2 separate regions of the Mus musculus genome follow, and region 1 is linked to region 2. Evidence: chromatin loops called from intact Hi-C (ENCODE). Cell type or tissue: left cerebral cortex. All regions are shown on one strand.

Region 1 (8,000 bases), 960 kb after region 2:
CTGAGGGGCAGGACCATTTCTCCTACTCTCCCAGGCAAGGGGTGTGGTCATCTCTATGCAGCCCTTGAATATCAACATAGTCCCAGGAAACAAGCCCTTGAACATCAACAAGTCCCAGGGACATTGTATGGCCTTTGGTAGTAACATGGGCCACTATCATCTACATGTACCTCCTGCTGCTGCAAGGTCACAGATGCAGACATGGTCCTCTGAAGCAACATGGGCCTGGACATCACCATGGCCTCAGAAAGCAGGGCAGGCTCCTCACATCAGGCTCTCCCTTACCACCTTTGTGTCTCCAGTTCCACCTCTCCTCACAGTGTACTACCTGCTTCTCTTTCTGTTCCATTTCCTCACCACATTCTTTCTCATCATAGTGGTGCCCACTCATCTAAGTCACTTAGCAGTGGGCAGACCTCTGACCACACCACATCAACAATGACATCTTCTTTTGAGACGTAAGATGATTTAATTTTTGTCCAACCAAAATATTCTAAAGGAAATTAATCCCTGGCCAAAGTTAAACAATTCAACATTTTGATAAGCTATAGACCCTCTGTCACACAACCCTTTGGGGGACAGCTGCAGTTGAATAGAGTCATCCATTCTTGTGCTTGAACCAACCATCTAGCGAGATTAGCAGATAGGTCAAGGGTGAGAAGAAAATGCAGTGGGACATGACAGTTGTGTCTTTACTCTAAAGGTACTGCTCTTCTTTCTGAGTGAGGATGCAGCTCTTGGAGTCAGCAAATCACACTATGGTCAGTTTTATTAAAAGAAGAAGTCATAGGCCCACTAGTTGCACTGGTTCCTGGCTCTATTGATGAACAGTGCAACTCACCATTACCCAAGGAGCAAGAACAGCAATGACCTTTGCAGCTCCTGCTCCACCTCCCTTCAAAGCACACAAACTATTCAGCTTTTCTTCTCCCATCTTTCCACCACCGACTTGTCTACTTCTGCCATGCCCTCCTGGGAAGAGTCAGACTAGCAGAGTTTTTACAGTACAGACATAGTACTTGTTTAACTTGACAAATAGAGCCAAGCTTTGGAGGTGTACAAACAATTGTTAATACTTGAGACCTTTTTTCCACACTCACTGCTGCAAAAGTTGCCCAGAATGATGGCATTGCCTCACACCCACCATGGAAAATGCACACATTTCAAAGCTGGCCCAGACAGTGATCAGTCTCCCCTCATGTGGGAGAAATTCCCTCCCACAGGAAAAAGACTGACTCTTGTGAACTAGCATCATACTGACTAAGCAGATAAAGGAGCAGAGAGCATCACCAAGATGTTAAGAAGGGTGAGTTCTTTACTGTTTGTCCCCAGATACACAGTTCTACATAGGAACTCCTCTGGCTCATTTTCCCATAAGCTAAAGGAAAGGTTTAATAGACATAGGCCCATATATATCTCTAGAATATGCAATCATTAAGAATATGGTACCTCTTAGAGCCCACTTTTCCATTATCTCCCTGGCCAGATCTGTTATGAAACTGATTCCACAAAGGTGTGCCAAGTGGTCCTAAATGATATTCAAATGGAATATCTTAAAGCCTAGATTGAAAGTCAGAAAATTCTTAACTTCTAACTGAAGCCCTAAAACTACTGTAGCCAACTATTTTTCAAACTCTCTTTATTGCTGAGAATCTCATTGATGTATTCAAAGAAACGTGGTCATGTAAACTGACAATTTTATATCCATCATATACAAATCAGTTCTATACCCCTATGTTCATCAGCTTTTCTTAAATTACTATTATAAAATATCTCATATAAGCATCTTAAGAAGGACAAAGAGTTAATTTGGTTTCTAGACTTAAAGGTTTTAGCCCATGACTCGTTGGCCCTGTTGCTTTTAGATCTGTGGTAAGAAAGTACATCATTATCTGGAGCCCACTACAAGGCACTACTCATACTATGATGGCCAGGAGTGAAAGTCAGAGGAAAATTATGAACCAGGGACCCATTACTCTTCAAAGCTTGGCCACAGAGGTCTAACTTTCTCCCACTAGATTCTGTCTAAGAAAGATTCCACTACCTCTCGATAGTGACAAGGTAGAGACATTATCCTCTGTCATATGGCACTTTGGGAATCATTTCCAAACCAAACAATACACATTCCCCAACACAAAGACACACAGCTTCATCAGACAGGTTGTGAATCTCTGAGTATGCATTGTGGACATCATATACTAACTGGAACCATAGTAGGTCAGAGAGAAAGCTTTATTAAATATTTGTTGAATAATACACAGTTTGATAAATGCTACATCAAATACATCTTTGCACTTTCACCTTTAACTTAAAAATTGCTAATATCAATCTTTACTCTGAAGCAAGTTATCTTTGTGCTCCTTTCCTCTTCCTATCTGGTTCTCAATTTCTTTATAGAAGAGAAAAGGGGAGCATATGTGATAGGCTGTGAACCTTCTTTTAGCTTTTTTTCTCATATTCTGGGGTGCAAGTGCGTAGCTATCGAGTGGTCAAGTACTAAGAGGGATAGGATGGCAGGCATGTTTAGAGATCCCACAGGATGTCATCATCCTGGATCATAATTGCTTTTTGGACAATATTCCTTTTTTCCCAGTATCCTAGAACCTAGATGACAATTATCTAACTAGTCTTATGAATCTTATGGCAATTAAAAGAAGTAAAATAAAAATCCGAAGAATGAGAGAAGGGGCAGGAAAGTAAGGGAGTCAGAGAACAGGAAGAAAGTCAGCACGAAAGAGACAATAAGAGCCATAGAGTCATCAAATGACAAAGATGGAGACATAGACTGCCTAAGCCTGAGAAGAAGGGGGAAAAAAGAAACACATAGAATCTGAGAGAGAAAAATAAAAGCAGAGAAACAGAATCAGGCAGGGAGAGATGAGGCAGAGGCAGACATACAGAACTAGAACTAGAAATACAAAAAGAAAAGAAGAAAAGAAAAGAGAAGAGAGGAGAGGAGAGGAGAAGAGAAGAGAAGAGAAGAGAAGAGAAGAGAAGAGAAGAGAAGAGAAGAGAAGAGAAGAGAAGAGAAGAGAAGAGAAGAGACGAGACGAGACGAGAAGAGAAGAGAAGAGAAGAGAAGAGAAAAGTCAGCCAATCAGAGGTGAAGTCCATAAGACAGAGATAGAGACAAAGAAACTAGAGAAGAGCTCACAGTTGCCCAAGAGGCATAGCCATGGAGATTTCCATGGAGAAGAAAGATAACATTTTTATGTCTCTCTCAAATGATTGCCATTTACCAGATGATTTTCCCCTAGGATATTCTGAATAAGCTAGAGACCTTGGCTCTCTCCTGTCTTTTATCCTCCCTCCCAAAGCTCTGCTTATACACAAAAGACAAAGTTATTTGAGTCCTAGGTGCTGTTAAATGCTCTCTTGCCTTCATTTACAATGTGCTAGAACACTAGGTTCCTCTAGAGATTTCACGTAGGAGAGAGTCAGTAAAGCCAAGAATAGCAGAAACGGGATTGCCAGCCACACTCCAGGAGCCATAGCAGAGCCAAGAGTGGGAGCACATTGACACTTCAAATTCATGAGTTTGCATCTTCAGTTTAATAGGTTCAACAGCGCCAACAGCAAAAAAACCCACCGTGGTCTGGATGCAACCACATCCCCAGGCAGAGCTCCTAAGAAAGCACTTGCTCAAAATAGGAGACCCAAGCCTGGTGATGATTTCTTCTTCTGCAAGTGTTTGCTGAGTGATGGCTTCCCAAAAGTGGGATTTTTTTCTCATCTTGGCTTTTGTGGGCTTCAAAAATTCTCAGTGCTTAATTAAGAACAAATGGTCCCTGTGTTCAATTGACCCAGGTTTTAATTCAGCATCTGTCCAGAAACACCAGACTTTAGTTTATCGTTATTTTTATTTTTAAGTCTTCTGTGTATTGTACATGCAAGTTGGCAATGTGCATGGGTGCACTGTAAATGGTTGTTTACATGCTTGCAGATGAATGTAAAGGCTAGAGGTGACATCAGAAATCCTCCTCCATTGCTCTTCCATGTCATTCTTTTGATACCAGGTCTCTCACTCGAACCCAGAGCTCATCAATATGGCTTGTCATCCTAGCCAGCTTTCTTCTAAGACTGGAATTACAGACATGCCACCAAACCCATAGGTCATTCGTGAGACTCCTCGGGTCTTCTTTATTGTACGATGAGTGCTTTAATCAGTGAGCCATCTCTCAAGCTCTTATTTGAATTTTAGCCCCATGATCCATCATTTCAGCACCCAGGAATCTGCTTTCTTGTTTACAGTGGCTTACATACCTGTACATCCATGAACGTGACAGATAGGCTGTCAACGTTGGCACTAACCCACCTGCGAGGAAGAAAAAGCTTTCTAAATTTTGAGAAAATTCCAAGGAAGAAGAAGCATTTCTTTGTTTCCTCTGAGTAGTTCCCTTGGTATACTCTGAGAATAAAAACATCTTCAAAATGCAGGCTACGTTTAAGTCCAAATTTTCAAGCCTTTGCTGTTAATCCGTTTTTAATTGACATGGAGTGCATTCCCAATTATTAGTGGAAAGTGTAATTTTGGAGTTTAATTAAATGCTCAAATCACATTTCTTCCATTAAAATTGTTTTAGGTTTTTGTTGTTGTTTTTCTAATGAGCTGTTTGCTGATAACTACAGTACGGATGGAAGGAGCAAGAGAGGCTGGAAAACAGCTCCAGATACTGCAAGAAAAATAACTCCACTATTGATAAAAAGAATAACCCCGTGTACAGCAGGGGGTGGTAAGAAAGCCTAAATTTATTGCTGCTGTGTTGAATGTGCAAATGTCACCTCCTTAAAGAGGGAAAATTAGTTTCTAAGCCTGGTTTAGCAGCCAGCTCTGGCAGTCTGCATAATATTGGATTTTTCAAGGCTTCTATGATGCCCTGGGGTGGGATGTTTTGCATGCAAATTGCACATTATATAATGCTAAAGATGTTATATAAGGAAAAAATGAAGTCTATGGCTCATCCTTTTTTCTTTTTTTGTATTATACTTTTTAAGCTTCCTGGTCTTTTAATTTTGGCTAGCATTTACTGAGCACCTACTGTGTCTTAGGTGTTCATGTGGCATTTAAAACTCATGATAATCATTTTAAAGAGTATAACTATTCAATTTGTGCACATAAAGAGACTGAGGTTCCCAGGGGTTAACTGACTCAGCTGTTCCTTGGAAAGGGGTATTGCCCATTGATCCACACCAGAGCTTCGCCAACTGGGGCATGCATCTGTATTCCCCAGAGGACTTGTTAACATACAGATTGCTGGGTCCTAGCCCAGACTTTATGATTCAATTAACTGTGAGTTCTTAGTAAGTTCCTATGTAGCTTTAGCACTGATAGTCAGGAGGTCCCACTGGGAAAATCTCTGATCATGGCATACTTTTGCTCCAAATATGAGATATCAGGGATAAAGGAGATTTTAAGATATCATTTGATATATGTCTTCCTTATTAGAGTACAGGATGGAGAAAATGTCAGTCTAGAGACAGCAAGGTGGCAAGTATCAGGGTATTCTCATCATTAGATTAACATTCAACAGATGAGTTACTTAAAGTATGAACTTAAATCATGAGCTGATTGTCTCTTCAGCTTCTTGCCCTGTGAAGACAATATCAGCATTAGTACAGTCTCTTCTTGACATGAGAATCACAATCTTCACTCATGTTGAGATTGAGAGAAGTAGGAGAGGAGGGCAAGGACGGGAGGTCTCAGTATAGGCTTGGGCTTCAGCTTTACCAAGGCCTCAGCCATCCCAGAAGAATCACAGGTTGTTTGCACAGTCAAATGGAAATACAGTGAGACTCAGGAAGACATCTCATCACTCCATTTTGAATTTGTATGTTCTTCCTGTGCATGCTGCAAAATAAAATTTTCCTGATTTAATAAGGGTTATTCCTTTTATAGTTTCTAATTTGATTTTTTTATTTAAAAAGGGGGGTGGTTAAGGGCCTGGGGACATAGCTCAGTTGGCAGAATGCCTAGTACACAGAAAACTCTGGATTTGATCTGCAGTGCTACATAAAACCAGGCATGATGGGACATGCCTGAAATTCTACATCAAGAAGGCAGATCAGAAGTCTACGGTCATTGTGCTTAATGAGTTTGAGGCCAGGCTGTGACATATTAGGCTATATCAAAACATTAAGATTTATATGCTTCAATATAAGTATTTAAAAGAAGGTGCAAGTTTTGTAAGTTCTTCAGGTCTTCTGAGATATTCTAATGAAAGAGAGCTTCCAAAGAGAGGTCTGGACTTCTCTCTCAACAATAGAGAAGATGCAACCACGGTACCAACGTTGTGCAGAAACTATGCATCACAATGATATTTATCATGCATAATGAGAAGTACAAAAAATTCCTGCATATGTCTACAAGCCTGCAGCTCTTGGGACTGAAGTTGATGCAGAGAAACAGGAAGAGCAAGGGTTGGGTTCAACTTGTGCCCTCTTTAGGAAATCAGGGTAACACATATCTGCTGAGCAGTTACCAAGGCACCCATCTTTTAAGTGCTCCATTCGGCACTGGGGAACTTCACTAAAAAACATGTGAGAACAAGCCATGTCCTGTGTGGAGCCTCCATGGTACTGGTTATGGGCACCCTACGCCCCTAGGCACAGCTTGCAAAGCCATAAAACTCAATACCTGAAGCCAGGATTCTTTTCTCATAACCATTGTTTGATGTCACTGGTTCTAATGACAAGCAAATTTCGGGGAATTTTTTTCTTAAAGATTGATTTTATTTTTAATTATTTGTATATATGTGTACCTGGATATGGGAATACATGCATAAGTACAAGTCCTTGCAAAGGCATTGGATCCCAGGACCTGAAACTACAGGTGACCATGAGCCACATACTGTGGATGCTGGAAACAAAACTCAGGTTCTCTGCAATGACAGTGCATGTTCCTACCTGCTGAGCCAAATGTTTGGGTTTTGTGGAAAGGAAGACTTTATAAAACTGTTATCAAAGAAATATAAAAATTGTCATTAAGATTTGTGCCCTGTTGTTTGGATAAGATTATAAGAGAAAAGGACAGATGAATCCCTATCACAAAAATATACTTTTATCTTCTTGTCTTATATTTTAAATGAAAATTTTATTTTTATTATATTGGTTACATAATGTCACTATCACCCAAATGTATAATATATTTTGAGAATATTCTACCCCACATTCCACTGGTTTTTTTTTAACCTCTCATTGGTCTTCTCTGTTCTCCTAGATAGTTTATTACATTTCATGTCATCTGTACCTGTGTCTCTGTCTCTGTCTCTGTCTCTGTCTTTCTCTGTCTCTGTCTCTCTCTGTCTCTCTCTCTCTCTGACTATCTATCTATCTATCTATCTATCTATCTATCTATCTATCATCTATCTATCTATATGTTGGTCTCTGTCTCTCTCTCTCTCCCTCCCCTCTCCCTCTTCTCTCTTTCCCTCCTGCTTGCAGCAAGCTAAGCCCACCTGATGCTTATTCTGCCCCTTCTCAACACTAACAAGCAGGCTTGCATGCATATGCAGGATTCCTCTGAGCTTCTTCTCTTTATTACACACACACACACATACACACACACACACACACACACACACACACACACATACACACACACACAGACACACATTGAGAAAGAGAAAGAGAGAGGGGAGATATACATTTATTCATAAATAAGAGAAAACATGGGATATTTGTCATTTTTAGACTCTTGGTTTGCTTAGTATGCTTATCCAAATACCTCTATTTTCCTGGAAATGACAGAACCTCATCCTTCCCTCTACTTTTAATAATATTTCAGCACCCACCCTAATGTTTCTGTTGAATTTGAATCACACCCTTATCAGTCCAACGATGTCCAAAAGTGCTTGATCTAGAAACAACAGCAAATCCAGAAAACACAAGAAGAAAAGAACTATGGCCGGGCTCTGCCCCAAGCCTATTATCACATCCATGTTTTACATGGCCACATCCTGTGTACATAGAAGATAAACAGAAGACAGGAGTGGCAGAATGTC
Region 2 (8,000 bases):
GTCTTGTGATAGTTACTAAAAATATACTTTGAAGCTGCAGTTAGCTTTGAAAATCCTTAAAGTAACCAATATTCTACTCGTTAAATTAGTATTAGTTAAATGTTCTTAATGACCTCAGCTATGGGAGCAAATTTTTTAGACCTTAGGCTTTCTAAACAGTTTGGGCTACTCTGGGAAAACAAAACAAAACAAAAAACAGTGGTAACATTAAGAATGAATTGAAGATGCCTTTAAGGGACACGTCAATACAGGGTGAAACAAACAAACAAACAAACAAACAAAACAAAAAACCCAACTTCATTTTCCTGAATTGTTAATTTAACTTTTAAGGTATTTTATTCCAGTTTTCTTTTCTTTTTTTCACTTAATTATCCTTGAACTGCTAAGCAATTATCTGATGCTACCCATAGGTGGATCCACTGAGATACACAATAAACAACCACAGGCTTTGCTTATTTTTAGTAATCTTAAGGCAAGTCTCTGTTAAGTTCATTGACATTCAAAAGCAAATTATATTCAAATATAGAGTCGATGACAAGTTAAGTCATCGAAACATGGAAAATTCACAGTACATTTTTTAAAAGGACCTGGGAATTGCTAGTATTTGTACTGTCGATAAACTAAGGCTAAATTTTTCTGGGAATATTTAGACAGTGGAAATATAGATTATGACTTTCTAAAACCCAATAAATATGGTAATCATAAAGTTAAACGTTTCCTTTAAGAAAATTTTAAAACCTTGATAATGGATGCTACTACAGGGTTTTAAATGCTAATTTAATCATGCAAACACAGCCTCCTCCGTCCTCATAGCTGAAAAGCACAGCCCAGGAGCCAAGGCACAATTACCCAGTGCACTAGGGCCTTATTTTGCCTACTAAATGACTCACAGTTCAAAGTTCCTCTCCAGTGACCTAAAATTCCATATGAAAGCCGTGTGACCTCTTACAGTCCAAGGTAAAACCCATTTCTTTTTGTTTATTGGAGCACACTACAGTTAAATACAAATCACGGCAGTATGTCCTGCTAACGTTCTATTTTGACTGTGGGAATTCAAAATTATTTATCAATTTCAATGGCAAACTTGTAGTTAAAAAGAGAAGAGTCCGACACACAAAAGACAGTTGCTCATATAAGCCATGGGAAATTGTGTATTACTTCAAAAGTTGATATTTCCCCATTCTTGGGGCATAAAAGACAATCCAACAAATCTGTTAACTTTTACTTGGGTTAATTTCGATAGACTGTTAACTGTGACGTTGGTTAATTTAATCAGCATCCATTCTTGAAAACTTTGGTCAACAGAAAAGTTATGAGAAGAACCAGTTAAGGTCAAATTTTGGTTCCATGACAATCCCTCATCTTGACATTGGATTTCGAATGATCACCATAATAAATGCTATCCCCACTAAAGGTCAAGGAAACTCTCAACATCAGCGAACTCAACGGCCACCCAAAATCTGCCTTGGGCGGAGTCCGGGTTGGGGGCAATAACAGAAAACATCCTGAGTCAGAAAGGACACAGAGTAGCCAAGCGCCTGCTTGGTGTCATTTCATGATACCGCATACCCCCTGATTCCGGTACACACCCATGTCGAGACATCTAGGAGGAAACACATTAAAACCTAGATTCAAGGGCGCCTTGGGTCTTCAACCCTTCAAGATGTGACCAAACATTAAAAAGAGCAGAAGTCGAGAGCACTCCAGCCCGCGGCCGCCCGCCGCGCGCAGACTGACAGTTCCTCCCAGCTCTGACAGCCCGCGGGTGCGGCTGCAGGTGCCGCCTCGGCTTCATTAGCCCAGCTCAGGACAAACTCCAGAAGGGAACAACCCCAGTTCTGGTCCCCTCGGTCACCCCGGGGAAGGACCCAGCCCTAGCTGCTCACTCTCCGCCCGCCTTCCCGAGAGTGCTGCCCCGACCCCGGGTCCGCCGCCAAGCCGGAGCGCCCGGGGCGTTCGAGGGGGCTTGGCGGCTCCTGTTCCCACCGCGCACGCCTTACCTGGTGGTGGTTGTACGAGTTCCTCTGCTGCAGGAAGGCGGCTGCGGCAGCCTGGTGCTGCTGCTGCAGCTGCGGGCTGACGGGTGACCTCCGGCTCTGCGGCTGCTGCGGCGCCGCCGCCGGCGGCTGCTGTTGAGGTAAATTCATGGCGGGCGGCGCGGGCACCGTGGGAGCAGAGAACGGGCCGCCGAAGCCGCCGCCGCCGCCGCCACCGCCGGCCGGCACGCTGAGCCCCGCGCAGCCGTGCGGCGACACCGGCGAGAAGCTCGGGAAGAAGGCCGGGTTCATGGACGATGGCAGCCCGGGGTAGAAGCCGTTCTCCGAGTCCGGGCTGGGCGGCGGCATGGCGCTCAGAGAGCCGCCCGCGCCGCCGCCGCTGCCCGGGGTGGCAGCCGAGGAGCCCGGGGGCTGTGGTTGCGGCGGCTGCTGGGGCGGCTGCGGCTGCTGGGGTGGCTGCTGCTGGGTCGCCGGCGGAGGCTGGGGCGGCGGCGGCGACGCGGTCTGCACCGACCAGGGGGTGCCGAAGCCGGGCAGCGGTGGGGGAGACGCGGAGCCGCCTCCCCCTCCGGGGGGTCCCCCGCCCCCGCCGCCGCCGGGGTGCGGCAGGTCCGGGCTCTGCAGGCTGCTGAAGGCGCTGGTGCCGAGCGCCGCGCCGGGCAGGAGGGTGCTGGGGCTGTTGAGCAGAGGGTGGTTGGGCGACTCCATGGAGCCCGGCGCGGGGTTCACCGGCGGCGTCGAGGGGGGCAAGCCCGCATTGGGGGGCTCGGCGGCGCTGCCCTCGCCCGCGGCCGGGGTCTGGCGAGGGCTTCCCGCGCCTCCGTGGCGGCGCCGCGGAGCTGCGGGCGGCGAGGGCGGGAGCTGCGGGAGCTGGGGCAGGTCGACCGGGCGCTGCCGCTGGGCGAAGTCCTGCGGCGGGAGGTGCTGCGTGTGCGGGAGGCTGAACGGCTGAGAGCGCTGGGCGAGCGGCGCCGACTGCAGGAGCGGCCCGGGCGGTGGTGGCGGCGTTGGCGGTGTTGGGCTGAAGCGGCCGGGGCAGTGGAGCGGCGGCGGCGGCGGCGGCGGCTTCGCGTCCGGAGGGTGGGGACGGTGTGGCGGGCTCAACTCTTTCCTCTTCTGGCTGCTCAGCTGCTGCTGCTGCCGCTTACTGAAGTCCTGCGGGGAGGAGGTGCGGCAGCAGCAGCAGGAGGAGGCGGAGGAGGAGGAGGGGTGGTGCAGACTCGGTTTGAAGTCCTGGGAGGGGAGGAGGTGGGTCACACCCGCGTTCGTGCCGCCGCCGGGGTGGTGGCTGGGGAGCTGCTCTGCGGCCGCCGCCCCCGAGAGCGGCCTCGTCGGCTGCTGTGTCAGCCCGAGCAGTAGCTCATCCTGCACGGCCTGGGGATGCGCCACGAGCGGGGAGGAAGAGGAAGCTGCGGCTGAGCTGGCCGCGCCGCCGCCCGAGGGGATGGCGAAGGGGGAGGCGGCCTCGGAGAAGCCGGTGACAGGCAACGGCGGCGGCGACAGCGGGCCGAAGGGCGTGGCGGGCGGCCCGGCGGCGAAGGGCCGGTAGGCGCTGCCGCCGGGCGAGGATCGTGGGCTGCCGCTGCGCAGCAGGGCAGTGTGCAGCACCCCGAACCCGAAGTCCCGCATTTATCAGGCCGGCGGCCGCGGCAGGAGACGCACCCCGTCCCCTGCCCCGCCTAGAAAGCCCCGGGAGCCGTGGCGGCGCGGCCGTGGTGGAAGGATGGGGTCAATGGGAAAGGGACACTGTGACTGAGCCGGGGCACCGACTTGGGGCCCCGCCGCCCCTCACGGAGGCCACCGCCGCCTCCCGGAACCGGCTCCGGCACCACCGCCGCTGCCTCGGCCGCCGCCGCCCTCGCCGCTTAAGAACCCCGGAACGTGCGTCAGCAGCCACCTCACAATCGCGCCGCCCCTTGTCGCGCGCCCTGGCACGCGCGAGCGCGCCGCCGCCGCCGCCGCCGGCCTCGCCCCGCCCCGCCCCTCATTAGCGTGCGTTGTGGACCCTGCGAGGCAGCGGGCGCGCGCGGCGCGTCCCTCAGTCCAGGACCTTGAATGGAGCCCAAGGGGGTGAAAAAAAAGCCGGTGGAAGTTGGGGAGACGGCTAATGGGTCTCGAGCACCGTGCGCGTGCGCACGGAGGCGAGCACGCGCGGGCGTTGCGGACGGTTCCTGGGCAACCGCCCCTCCTGTCCCCTGTCGCACGCGCCCCCTCCTCAGGCCCCGCCCTGTCCCAGCCCCTGGGGTCACGTGAAGTGCCGCTGTCCCAGACCTGCTAGCAGGACTAGGGCGCTAAGCTTGCAGGACTCTAGAAGGTCCCATGCTCTGTGGTCGGGTGCGAGCCGCGCGTGCTGTCACCCACCCTTGCCACCGCTGGAAGGCATTTTTTTTTGTTTGTTTTTTAAGAGTAAAACGCGAAACACCGGCGCCTTTTGCAGCAAACATTTCCACTTCAGCAAGGGGAACAAAGTCTGGGAGCCGACAGGGCTCTGCGTGGTTACTCGCGCAGGAGAGCTCTGAGTAGGTTCTGAGACCAGCTCCTCCTGGCCCCGCTGCTGCAAGCCCTGGGTGCGCTGTCACCACAACCCAGGGGTGCCGGACTCCTCCTCTACAAGTTCTTTCTGGCTTCCTTCCCCCGGGAGACTCTCATCGGAACATTTCCGAAGCTTTATTAATTTTCAAGGGAGAAAGATTTCTCACATCAGGGGGGAAAGGAGATTGTGACTCAGCAGCGGACTTGTTGAGGCTTGTAAAGTGGAAGGGGAAAGGCTTTCCATGTAGACAGAGGAGCGCTGGATGGGGACTTAATCCAGTGTAATTCCTCCCCACAGGAACATTTTACACAGAGAAAACCACACTTGACTGTTTAGTCCAATGATAACTGATCCACACGACATAATAAAGAATTGTATGTTCTTAGTTTTTATTTTTAAGTTTTCCTGGTGCTTAGAAAACTGAAATTACTGAATGGATTCCAGAAATACCTACTGAAATCTCAACAGTTTGCAGAAAGTTGATTCAGACTGGACTAATGATGTTGTAACTTACTAGTCTCTTAAGGAAGTTAGGTAGATGTCTTTCTGAAGCCCCTGTCAGTTGAATTTGGTTCCTCATCTTATTTCAAAAGTATGCAAGTCAAATAATCAGTAAAAAGAGAACAGCACTTCAAAAAGAAAATACTTTATAAGATCTATGTGTGATTAATAAGCTAAGTTTCCCAAAAACATATTTTATAAAATTCATTTACTTCAGAAATTAGCATGATAAGCAGAATGTTGTTTAAAAGTTAATCTCAATAGCATATTTAACAAACAAGGTAGATATTGATCTGGAAAAGTGCTTCCTTTAAATTACAATATGTAAAAGGCAGCATACATTAGAATTAAAAGTTATCAATAAGTTATCAGTGTCAGTGAGGTCCATGCCTGTGATCCAAGCATTTGGGGGGATGGGGCAGGAGAATTGCTGATGTCAACAGAAGTTTCATGCCAGTCTGTCTCAACCTTTCCCCAAATGTCCATTTCTAGCTCAAAGATTTAGATAGTATTAATATATTTTACAGGGATAAAGCATACAATAAGGAACTAAGGCCAACGAAGTCTTAAGAACAGATGTAGTTGTGTTTTTTTTTTCTTAAGTAAGAGTGTATTTGATTGGAAAAAAGTTTCAGTAAGCACCCCCTAGCTCAGTCTATGCCCAGGACAGAGAAGGGAGAGCCCTTATTGAAATTCTCCTCAATGCCCTTCTGCACCAGTGTTTGAACACAAACAAGACTGCTTAGTGCTCTAAGTGCAAGGTTTTGTTTCAAAGGACTGACAGCCCTCTTGAACTGGACAAGAGCCATCCCGTTTGTCATTATTCATGAGGTCAAACTTCATTTTCCATGCAACAGATCCTAAATCCTATCTGCCATGTCCTCTACTCACAAGTTCAACACCTCGGAGAGGGTTTTGAAGGCCCCATTTTTCACAGGAGGGGAAGTTCTTTTCTGACTTTTAAAGCTTTGGAGTTGCTGAGCTTCTCATGTGTGAAAATGTCCAGAGAGAAAGGTTTCCTGTAACGTGTAGGTGGGTGCTGGTACTGGAAGTGAAGGGCTTGTAGCCTTACAATAGGTTCCAAACTCAGATTTTAGGAGTCTATATTATGGTCTTGTTTTCATCTGAAAATATGTTTACTCTATGACCATTAATTAAAGGGTTGATTCAGGCTAGACTAAGATTAGATGTTATAAGCACCATCTTCTTAGATATGTAGATAACTCCTTGTTCTCTGTTAGCTAAATATGATTTGTACTTCTTGGTATCTCAGATGTACCTAAGTCAAAATAAGCAGTTCGTTTGTTCCCTCCCACTATCCTGGGCAAGCACTAAAATGTATATTTTTGCTTCCACTTTATATACACCCAAACCCACATATGTTTGTGCAACTAAAAGACATTATTAAGCAATCCTTATTCTTGGAGGGTGCAAAGAATTCTGTTTTTAGCTTAAATGTATCCAAATGAGTTCAAATCACAATTCTTAAGATCCATAAATACATATTGATACAAAATCCAAAAGGCCACAGTCATAAAAGACCTTATCGTACTTTCTATTCTATCTTAAACCTCTTATCAGAACTTCTCCCCTAGTCTTACCTTTAGCTGCATACCTGACTGCTTCTTTCACTGAGAAAGGAAGGCAGTCACCTGAGGTCTGCCTTTGTCCATGGACACCTGACTTTCCTACTTGCTACAATGGATGGCCTAGCTACCTGCTTAAGGACAGGTCCTCCACTGACACACCTACTCCCTCCTATTCAAGTCCTAGCTTCAATAGGTCTTCCTCCCTTTTATCATCATCTCTCTGCTCACTTGGAAACACTCCCAGGTACACAAAATATATCAGTCACCACTTCCCATCATTGAAAAACAAAACCCAAGCCCCTTGAGTTTTGGTTCTTCCTCTTTGGTTACTCTCCCTCTTCTGCTTTTTACTGGTACCTATTTAAATGTCCAAGCGAATGGCTCAGAGACACCTCAAATTGCCATTGCATTTGCTCAGGTCAAAAGCCTTGAAGCCAGTCTTGATGTCCCAATCTGTACCGTGTATAAATCATCAGAACTTACTGCTTCTCCAACTGTTAAGCTATTGCCAGAGTTCACCTCTGAACACTCCAACCACAACCAATCTGGTCCAGGGCACCACTCTTTTTCCCCTAGATCGGTATTCTCATCTTCTAAGTCTCCAGTTGGAAGAACGTGATGGAGTGAGCTGCAGTGTATACTATTCCCAATACTCTAAAATTATAATCTCACTGTAAACATTAGTCGAAATGCCCTTTTCAAGATGGAAAACATCATGTCAATCCCATTAAGTATACTTTCTCAGAATAAGTGAATGCTTTTAATAACCAAAGGTTCCCCCTGATTCCCCTTACCTCCTCCTGACCTAGAATGGGGTGATTATTTTAAACAAATCAGGCCAAGTCCTCTTAGCTCATTGACCTCGCAGTCTCCATTGTCTAGAGTATCAGCCCCTAATACCAACAGGCTCACTCCGTCTTTTCTAAGCCTCTCTTTCACTTATTTTAAGTCTCTGCTTGTGATGATTAATCTTGGTTGTCAACTTGATTGGACCTGGAATCAATGAAGAGACAGAGCTCTGGACAAACTTAGCAGAGTATTTCCTAGAAGGCTTAAATGAGGGCAAAGACCCTTTCCCAGAGTAGGCAGTACCTTCTAGAAGTGTCCTATATACAAAGAGTTCTAGAGATGTGAAGGGTGCTTTCCACCTGCCCCCTATGCTTGTGCATGTATCTGCCCTGCTCCCGCCATGAGACTACTGTCTTTCACAAACCCCATCCCAGTGTCTTCAGACTTCCCACAAGCACAGGGACTAGCAACTCTCCAGGATTCTCTCACCTTCAGCAAGTAGATTAGGCATGCTGAGATGGCATCTCACCTTGTGTACCAAACAGCTAACTACCAGGTTCACAGCATCTCCAGACAGCAAACAGCCATTAT

What was found. A loop is a pair of places that touch in the nucleus more often than their neighbours do. Peaks named below come from ENCODE experiments on the same cell type or tissue, not always from the same donor. Only the 100,000 strongest peaks of a DNase experiment are listed, where the experiment ranks them.
Region 1: it touches region 2 in a loop (20-fold over the local background); 3 of 42 quality-filtered maps call a loop at or near these places.

The regions. Positions count from the first base shown.
Region 1 is chr5:42,267,700-42,275,699 of GRCm38, reverse strand. No RefSeq gene overlaps it. Among named protein-coding and RNA genes, the nearest start is that of Gm16223, 200 kb to the right of the region's middle. In left cerebral cortex, no CTCF peak of the experiment used is centred here; DNase peaks (open chromatin) are centred at 3,497, 4,410, 4,827 and 5,189; H3K27ac peaks cover 3,958 bases.
Region 2 is chr5:43,229,089-43,237,088 of GRCm38, reverse strand. Cpeb2 (cytoplasmic polyadenylation element binding protein 2) reads right to left here and starts at 3,836. Exons shown (of 12, transcript NM_001368806.1): 1 at 2,001-3,836. The coding sequence starts at 3,626. It overlaps Gm7854 (predicted gene 7854), which reads left to right and starts at 1,735. Exons shown (of 8, transcript NR_028417.2): 1 at 1,735-2,137. In left cerebral cortex, CTCF peaks have their summits at 400, 3,356 and 4,383; DNase peaks (open chromatin) are centred at 2,552, 3,278, 4,047, 6,344 and 3 more places; H3K4me3 peaks cover 4,994 bases; H3K27ac peaks cover 4,762 bases.